Regions from separate parts of the Homo sapiens genome. Here region 2 is linked to region 1. The links are chromatin loops, found by intact Hi-C in ENCODE. Cell type or tissue: PC-3. All regions are shown on one strand. Links, peaks and the distances in the headings refer to the core of each region. The heading gives the core; the rest is flanking DNA.

Region 1 (4,398 bases), core at 189-4,188:
CCATCCATATTGTTAGTTTATTTTATAACTTTCTAGTGATTATGAAATACATTAAATACTCAAATACAGTTTTCTTGGGATTGGAATCAAGCCAGAATAAGCCAAATTTTACTCTTATGTGATTTACCTTTAAAATGTGGTATGGTTTATACATCTGTGTGTGTTTATAGGTATGGAGATCAGAAGATGGATTTTTAAAAGCTCTTTTAATTTTTAACTTTTTATCTTGGCAGTTTTTAACATTATAAAAAGTAGAGAGAATAGTATAGTGACCTTCCATGTACCCTCACCTAGCTAAATCACTAGCATTTTGCCAATCTTATTTGAAATGGAAAGCAAAGGTCATTTCTTCTAAGTCTTATAGTATTTTTGGAACTGAATAGTGCAGCCAATTGTTATTTTAACACAAACTGCTCTAACTCACTTTCTGGAAATACCAGAGAAGTTGTGTAATTAGGTAGAATCTTCGTATACTCTAAGATAAGAATTTTTACGCAAATTTTTTTTAACTTGAATGGGAGGAATTATTCATGCTTTGACACTTGAGTTATCTGGATTTGTCTTGTATTCTGTTTTCTCAAAGGTGGAAGGAACAGCATATTTAAGTTCTTTTCTGTGGAAAACTCAGAAATTGAGTCTGTGGGAAGCACCTCGAGGACAGAACATGTTGGATGGTGGAGCACCTTTCTATACGACTTACAGGACAGCAGATGGGGAATTCATGGCTGTTGGAGCAATAGAACCCCAGTTCTACGAGCTGCTGATCAAAGGTAAGTGAACTTCACGCGTCTCCCCCAGTTCCCCTTTTGCTGTGGATGTTCTTTGGTTCTATTTTAAAGACTTTTGGCATCTAGGATGTCTTTTATTATATAGCCACTTTCTAATTAACCTAATTATAGCCATCAATATAATGTGGGGCATTTTCCATGGCTTTTAAATTGACCAGCAGTCTTACTAGTCTATAAAATAGCTGAGGGTTTTAAAAATAATAATCCCTTTTGTAGGATGTTCGGTGCTTTTATTACAGTTCACTCCTTGTGTTGGATAATCTTGACCCTGTGTGCCCAGATCTTACTCTTCCCTAGAAATGATCTCACATGGGTTGCTTTCCATTCAATATTCTACCAGCTCCTATTTCTTGGTAGATGTCCCTTATGGCACTTCAATGTCAGAAGTCACCAGAGCATGGAAAGATTTTGCCAAATGAGATTCTGTTAGAATATGTTACTATATCACTATGCCTTTGCAGATGACCTGTCTTGCAGATTCTTGCCTGCTTGGCAAGTTGTCATAAATTAGCAAGAAAATTTGGGATCTCTTCTTCCCTAATTAAATAATTGGATGGGAGTCGTTTTGTTCCTGAGAAATGTTTGAATTTAGAGTTCACTCTATAAATAATGTAGAATCTAAGAAGTTTTAGAATATACTCTGAAGTGATGTGAAAGCTGATCACAGTGCATTTACCTTTCTACTACAAGTTTAGAGTTTCATTGTTACGTTTGGTAGCTTTTCAGATGCATATACTAAAAGTTATTTGCATATAGCTGGAATGACTTTTTTTAAATTTTCCAAATTTTTGATGTGTTCTTATCTGATGGAGTAATTGTTTTTGCAAGCATCTGAGAGCATTTTATGATTAAACATATTAACTTCACCTATTCAAATATAGTTGGAAAAACTATAGAAGAACACAATGGTTTATCTAGATCATAAAGGGTACCTCTCTGTCCAGAAATTAAAAAGCTTGCCTTTTGTCACTGCTCCAAATAAATTGGAAGCTCTGGCTGCTCATGATGCTCTGGTGGAGCTCTGTGGAGCCATGAACACTGCCACCTGCAGTCTGATGAAGATAGCAAATGATATTCATTTTCTGAGTTCTGGTCCTTGGCCAGGTCTGGGAGAACTGATCTTGCTGAAAATACAACAGGAAGCAGTATCGTGCCAGGCAAGGCAAACCCTCGTCAGTGTGAAGCAATGGCCATCGTTGCAGCCCAAGTCATGGGGTTTTGTGTGGCAGTAACCGTTGGAGGCGGCAATGGCCATTTTGAGTTGGATGTTTTCAAGCCAATGATGATTAAAAATTTATGTTACACTCAGGCTGCTGGGGGATGCTTCAGTTTCCTTCACAGAAAACTAAATAGTGGGAATCCGGACCAATAAAGAAAGGATCAAGAAGCTAATGAATTAGTCGCTAATGCTGGTGACAGCTCTCAACCCTCATATAGGGTATGACAAAACAGCAGAATTGCTAAGACAACACCCCAAAATGGATCAACCTTAAAGGAAACTGCCGTTGAACTTGGCTCTCTCACAGCAGAGCAGTTTGATGAATGGGTAAAACCTAAGGACATGCTGGGTCCAAAGTGACTTAAATAAGTTTTAATGAAAATAAACGTGTAAAATTAAAAAAAAATACTGGACATTTTAAATAATTTAATGTGACAACTCCCAGGACTCCTCAGGATCCCTCAGTCCTGGGCTTGTTATTGTTGCTGTTTGTTTAATGATTTTCTTAAATTAAATCTGTATTCTTTGGCATGTGCAGCCACCGAAGTCAGCTGAGTTAGCTTCAGCTAATGATTGGACAGAAATGTCCTTAAATACCTTTTTTTTTTGTTTGCTTGTTTGTTTTAATCTAGGGGACAGGGTCTCACTCTGTTGCCAAGGCTGGAGTGCAGTGGTGTGATCATAGCCTTGAACTCTGCAGCCTTGAACTCTGGGGTACCAGTGATTCTCCTGCTTCAGTCTCCCAAGTAGCTGGGACTATAGGCAAAATTTTTTATTTTTGGTCGAAATAGAATCTTGCTATTTTGCTGAGGCTGATCTTGAACTCCTGACTTCAAGCTATCCTCCTGCCTCAGCTTCCCAAAGTACTGGGATTTCAGGCATGAGCCACTGCGCCTGGCCCTTAAATGCCTTGAACCAATAAATCTCCCATCTTTTTCTGAGGCACTATATGCCTTAACTTCTTGCTTGTGAAGAGCCTCAAGGTCAGCCAGAGGTGAGAGACGAGGGCCTTTACAGATCTCTCCCAGGCATTCATACTGCCCTGCGTGTGTACGTGTGCGTTGCCTTCTCAGGAGTTGCAAAAAAAATTCTCAGGAATATGTTGGAGCTTTTCAAAGTCCCCTATGGATATCCCATTCCCCAGTTTATTCTTTTGAGTTTTTTGGTCAGCATCTTATGAGCTGCAATAAATAACACCACCTAAGACAGCTGCGATAAAATATTGCCTTTTTTTTTTATTAAATCAACAATTTAGGGCTAGAGCAAAGTGAGCTCTGAGTCAGAAAGACAAGCCCTGAGAATGGAGCCTTTCAGGGAGCTGCCAGACAGGCTAAATAATGACAGTTCTCTGGGGATGGGATTTTGGGGGAAGCTGCAAACTTCTTTTCCTCCTCTCGGGGCTATTCTCCTGCTGGTTTTCAGAACTGACCAGAGTTGAGAGGAAGTTGTTTTTCAAGGCTACCACAGGGAGAGGGTTGAAATTAGCACAAGTTCTAACACCACAAAGCTCACTGCTCTTACTGAGATTCAGCTGTTTTTCTTGAATAAATGCTCCTTGGCTTGCTGCAAGCTTTTAATTTCCAGAATTATGAAAAAGTTAATTCTGACAGTTGTTGTTAGTGTTCTCATTGCTTTAATGCCGGTTTTTGAAGGCTGTCATTCTGCCACTCTGGAGTTAACTCCCTTCCTTGGTGTATCCTGTTATTTTAAAACATATACAGTAGTCCTCTCTTATCTGTGGGGGATGCATTGCAAGACCCCCAGTGGGTGCCTGAAACTGCAGATAGTACTGAACCTGATTGCGGTCAATTGGAAGATGTTTCTGTTTATGTCTTCCACCCACAAAGTTAATGCGTTTTCCATCTTAATTAAGCACTTATGCACTATGGCTGTAACTTTTCAGTCTGAGTTGTGACAGCAAAACTAGCATGAATTTCTTTTTCCTTCTCCCCTTCTTCACAATCTCATGAATATAAGATTCATTCTTAACAGTCGATTTTAGCAACCTTGGCTTATGAGTTTTATTCTTCCCTTAAGCTGAGAGCTTTCACCTTTTCACTTAAGGGAAGCACGTTAGGCTTCTCTTTGGCATATCCACATTGCCAGCATCACCTTTGCTTACAACCTTTGGGGCCCTTAGGAAGTAAAATAAGGGTTACTTGAACACAAGCACTGCAATACTGCAGCAGTCAACCTGACAACCTAGTTGGCTGCTAAGTGACTAATGGGCTGATAGCCCCACAGTGTGGATGGGATGGACATGGTTCATGTCCAAGGCAGGATGGAGCAGGATGATGTGAGGTTTCATCATGCATCATGCTACTCAGAACAGCATGCAATTTAAATTTATGAATTGTTTATTTCTGGAATTTTTCATTCAGTATTTTCAGA
Region 2 (4,398 bases), core at 217-4,216, 56 kb before region 1:
GTCCAGGAGGGTGTAAGGTCTGACTCCACCAATAGTGACATTACAGCCAAACTGTTCCTGCTGAAAAATAAATTGATTAGTTTCCTGTGTGGAACCTTCTATACAGTTTTTCCTGCATTTTTCGAAGCCTGGTCCTTTAGCTGCCAGTCAATTCTGTGAGCACCTTGTAACTTTTTGATGCAAAATTTTTCTGCCTAAGACAACATGTGATGATTTCTATTGCTGACATTCAAATCCTTAATTGATATGCGTGCTTTTTGGTCTACATATGGCAGAGAGTAGTGATGATGATAATCAAAAAGGAAAAGGAGGGAGAAAAGGGGGAGATGGAGGAGATGATAAAAAACATGGACAGATGTAGAAGATACAGACAAAACCAAAAAGGAGACAGACAGGAAGGTAAAAAAAATACAGATTCCTACAGTTGGTTTAGAATCACCACTTATTGCCCTTTTAAAAATTCTATTTTTCCATGTGCTGATAGTTTTTCTTGAGTTATGGAACACAGTGACTTCCCCTACAATCTCTTTCATAATTCAGTCAAGAAGATCCTGGAGTGATCAGGCTTAGAATAGACCAGTGGTCTGCAAATTATGGCCTGTGGGCTGCCATTTGTTTTTATAAATAAAGTTTTGTTGGAACACAGCCCGGCTCATTCATTTCTGAACTGTTCATGGCAGCTTGCAAGCTACAGTGGCAGACCTGAGTAGATGAGACAAAGATTCTATGGTCCATAGAGCCTAAAATATTTATTACACAGCCCTTTACAGAAAAGTCTACTGGCCCCTGGATAGAGCATCTGAATCTCTGGGAACTGAGATACAGAACTGTGTTTATCTCATCTTTCACGCCTCTCCTAGATGCCCTCCTTTTCCAGCTAAAGTTTCCCAGTGTGGAGGATTAATACAAGAGGTCTGCTCTTTTTCAGTGGGCTAAGATCCATTTTCCCAGAGGATAGGAGCAAACAAGGAAGAAGAGATGAAAACAGCTCAACTCTCTTTAATCCTATTGAACTCCCCATCTGGGGGCCTGGTTCTGGGGGACTCTGAAAGCCATCCTTCTGGGCAGTGTGCAGAAGCAAAAGGCTCAAGGTCACACTGCTAATTATAACAGCTGAGACCCAACGCCAGGTCTTTCCATACTCGGCCTGTTTCTCTGCTTGTCACTCTGCCTCATCAGGGAAGTCTTAATAGGAGTAGTGGCATTTGAGTTTAGCTTAGAAACCAGAGGGATAATCTAGCCAGCAAAAACTTAATTCATCTCTTTTCAGTACATAATTACTGAAGAGCAACATCTCATTGTACTAGATACACAATATGTCACCCATAATGAAGCATGAAGATCACTGGACTAAGAGTCAGCAGACTTATGCTTTGGTTCTGGAGCTGCCACTAATTAGCTGCACTGCCTTGGGCATGTTACTTCTATTTTCTGGGCTATTATTCGGTCAAATATAATAGGGTGGGGAAATGGGTTAAATGGGCTGCAGCTGGCTCTGCTTTTCTTAAAATCCTGTTGTACTGTTATTGCTCATCACACAGGTGTCCTTTCCAGAGATACACATGCCGGTTAGGTGCATAAAAACTGGATGATTATGTGCCAAAGTCTGTCTTAAATGGGGCCATCCAAGGATGCAGTTATGGAGCATGAGCATTTGACTGGATTTGTAGGAAGGCATGCAGACAGACAGGCAAATGGCTCTGAAAGATGAGAGCCCCATGTCACACCAGCAGACAGGAACCAATGGGACATGGTTCGGTGGACTCCTGGTTTAGAATCCAAGAATGCTTTTTCTTTACTGCCTAGTTTAAGGCTCAGAATAAAGAAATGTATTTGGGATGCCAACCCCAGATCTGCTCCCTTTGTGGTTCGGGTGGAGTGTCTGAAATCAGCATTACTCATGTGGAAACATTTTGCTCCTTAATAGTTTCAGAGTCCTGGAACAGCCTGTGGCAAACCATGAAAGCAGGCAAGACAGAGCAGCTCCATTATTTGCTGAATCCAGTGATTAATTTTCAAGGCACACTCAAGGTTTTATAAGGATTATTCATAAATTTATACAGCTTTATTCCTTTAAGATGTTTATCTCTGTTTCTATATAGAAATCTGGCCTTATTTTTTCAAATTCACCTTTGGAAAAATCGAAGAAGCTAAGAAAATATCTTCAAAATTGCAGAAGCCTCCCAAACTTAACACCAACACCCTGTAGTATCTGGAGCTGAATTCAGTGGAGGCATAATTTGTCCCAGCCAATTACTAAAAAAAGAAATTGTTTTTAGTGATCTGTAACCTCTTAATAGGTTTAATGACTCAAATCCTATTTTAATTGCTTAATCATGAGCAGGAAATACAAAACAATTTATGCAGACTTGATGTTTTCTGTCTAGTAATTTTCTTTAACTCTGCCCCCTTCTCCAATCCCTGAGCTGTAATAATAGCCAACATTTGACAGTGAGTGGGTGCCAGGCACTGTGCTAGGAAGAAAGTGTTTTGCTGCAGCAATGTCTCTTTTAATCTTCACAACAACCATGTAAGATAGATATCATGAGCCTCATCCTACTAATGAGGAAACTGAGACTTAGAAAGGACAAAGTAACAGCTAGAAAGTCAAGGAGATGGAACTCAAACTCAGGTGTGTCTGCAGCTAAAGTCAATATGCATCCATCTGTTCATCCATCTATCTGTCCATTCATTAGCAGATATTTATTGCCATCTATCATATGGCTGGCACTGTGTTAGGCATTAAAAGTACAGTAGTAAGAAAATAAAGATCTCGTTATGGTATAGATGATCTAGTGAGAAGAGAACAGCATTAATGAATACAATAGATAAATATAAATTTTAATTTGGAAAGTACTGCAAAGATGACATTTTAGTGCTCTGAGATCATAGGGGAAAGAACATATCTAGTTAAGGATGTCTATCGAGTGGGACAGTCCATAGACTATCTGTAGTAATAAATTAATTCTGAAAGCACAGTGGCTTAACACAATAAAGTTTAGTAATAACTTGGAGTACATTTTTTTTTAAGACGCGGTCTTGCTCTGTCACACAGGCTGGAATGCTGTGGCGCGAACTTGGCTCACTGCAACATTCACCTCCGGGGTTCGAGCAACTCTCCTGCCTCAGACTCCCGAGTAGCTGGGATTACAGGCGCCTGCCACCATGAGTACATGTTTTATAAAGGTCAACAGAGAGTTCTCCTCCACCCAGTCACTCAAGGACCCAGGCTGACAGAGACTCTGCCATCATAGCTCCACTACGTGGAACACATGGCCACCAAAGTAAGTGAAGGAGGAGAGGAAGAGTAGGATGATCTCACTGAATGTTTTCAAAGGCTAAGCTGAGGAATAGCTTGCCTCACCCACACCCATTGGCCAGAACCCAGTCAGCTGGCCCCAATTTAACTGGAAAAATGTCTAGGACGTGGCATTGTTTCTGTTGTGAGAAATCAGGAAAGGCCTCCCAGAAGAAGGACCGGACATGTAGAGGAAGTACCCTGCCTTCTCAGGAAGTATCTTGGGACAACCAAATAAATGGAGGATTTCCAGCTCTCTAAATCCTTCAGCTCCCTTACAATTGCCTTATTTGAGCTCAGGCAGTGTTTAACTAACCAGTACAGCACATACTTAATCCATTAATTTGGTTTATATTTTCCGTTTACTTATTCTACCAAGGACAGGCATTTATGGAGTATTTACTATGTGTGAGTTGCAGAACAGGCTGTATACAAAGATAATCATGATATTGTTATTTCCCTCAAGGATGTTTAATCTAGTTGAAAAAATAAGACAGATATGTAGAGTATTAAGTAATAACACAATAAAGACAATGTTGAACCACCTCAAAGGTGTAAACAATAGAAAATTTATTATTTCATGTAGAAAACAGTTGAATGGTTTGAAGACTGGGCAATTAGGTAATTTGGTGGCTCACAAATGCCATCTAGGACCAGGTTATTTCCATCTTTCTGCTCTGCTATCCTAGGGTTTGCTGTAGTGTCCCATTTTGTATGTAAACATGACTATATTCAGTGGAAGAAGAGAGAGAAGAAGTACATTTCCTTTCTGTATGTCCCTTTTCAGGAGTAAGGAGTCCTTCCCAAAATTCCCCAGCAGATTCTCTTCTTTATCATATAATGTCAAGTCCATGCCTAAAATAATCCCTGGCCAAAAGATGAATCTAGTCATATTTTATTTCCTGTGACTAGAACTCACTTTATCTGAAAGACAGAAGAACAAAATCAAGACTCTGTTACAAGGTGTTCCATGCTGGGCAGGTCTATGCAAACCTACCCCCAAAGTCCAAGGAAGCTGAGAGGTGGAAGACAGAAGCTGACATATGCAGTTTCTCTGAAAGAAACATTTAATAGGAACTTAGGAAGAGAAGCCATGTCTG

What was found. Peaks named below come from ENCODE experiments on the same cell type or tissue, not always from the same donor. Only the 100,000 strongest peaks of a DNase experiment are listed, where the experiment ranks them.
Region 2: a loop joins it to region 1, with 7 times the contacts of the local background. A loop is called at or near these places in 10 of 110 quality-filtered maps.

Annotation. Positions count from the first base shown.
Region 1 is chr5:33,995,013-33,999,410 of GRCh38, reverse strand. AMACR (alpha-methylacyl-CoA racemase) reads left to right here. Exons shown (of 5, transcript NM_014324.6): 4 at 584-770. C1QTNF3-AMACR (C1QTNF3-AMACR readthrough (NMD candidate)) reads left to right here. Exons shown (of 9, transcript NR_037951.1): 8 at 584-770. Among named protein-coding and RNA genes, the nearest start is that of AMACR, 11 kb to the left of the region's middle. In PC-3, for the core only: a CTCF peak has its summit at 1,830 (motif pointing left); a DNase peak (open chromatin) is centred at 1,870.
Region 2 is chr5:34,050,768-34,055,165 of GRCh38, reverse strand. All of the region lies in intron 1 of C1QTNF3-AMACR (C1QTNF3-AMACR readthrough (NMD candidate)), which reads left to right. It also overlaps a transcript of C1QTNF3 not described here. Among named protein-coding and RNA genes, the nearest start is that of C1QTNF3, 9.8 kb to the right of the region's middle. In PC-3, for the core only: no CTCF peak of the experiment used is centred there; a DNase peak (open chromatin) is centred at 1,885; H3K4me3 peaks cover 1,132 bases; H3K27ac peaks cover 2,005 bases.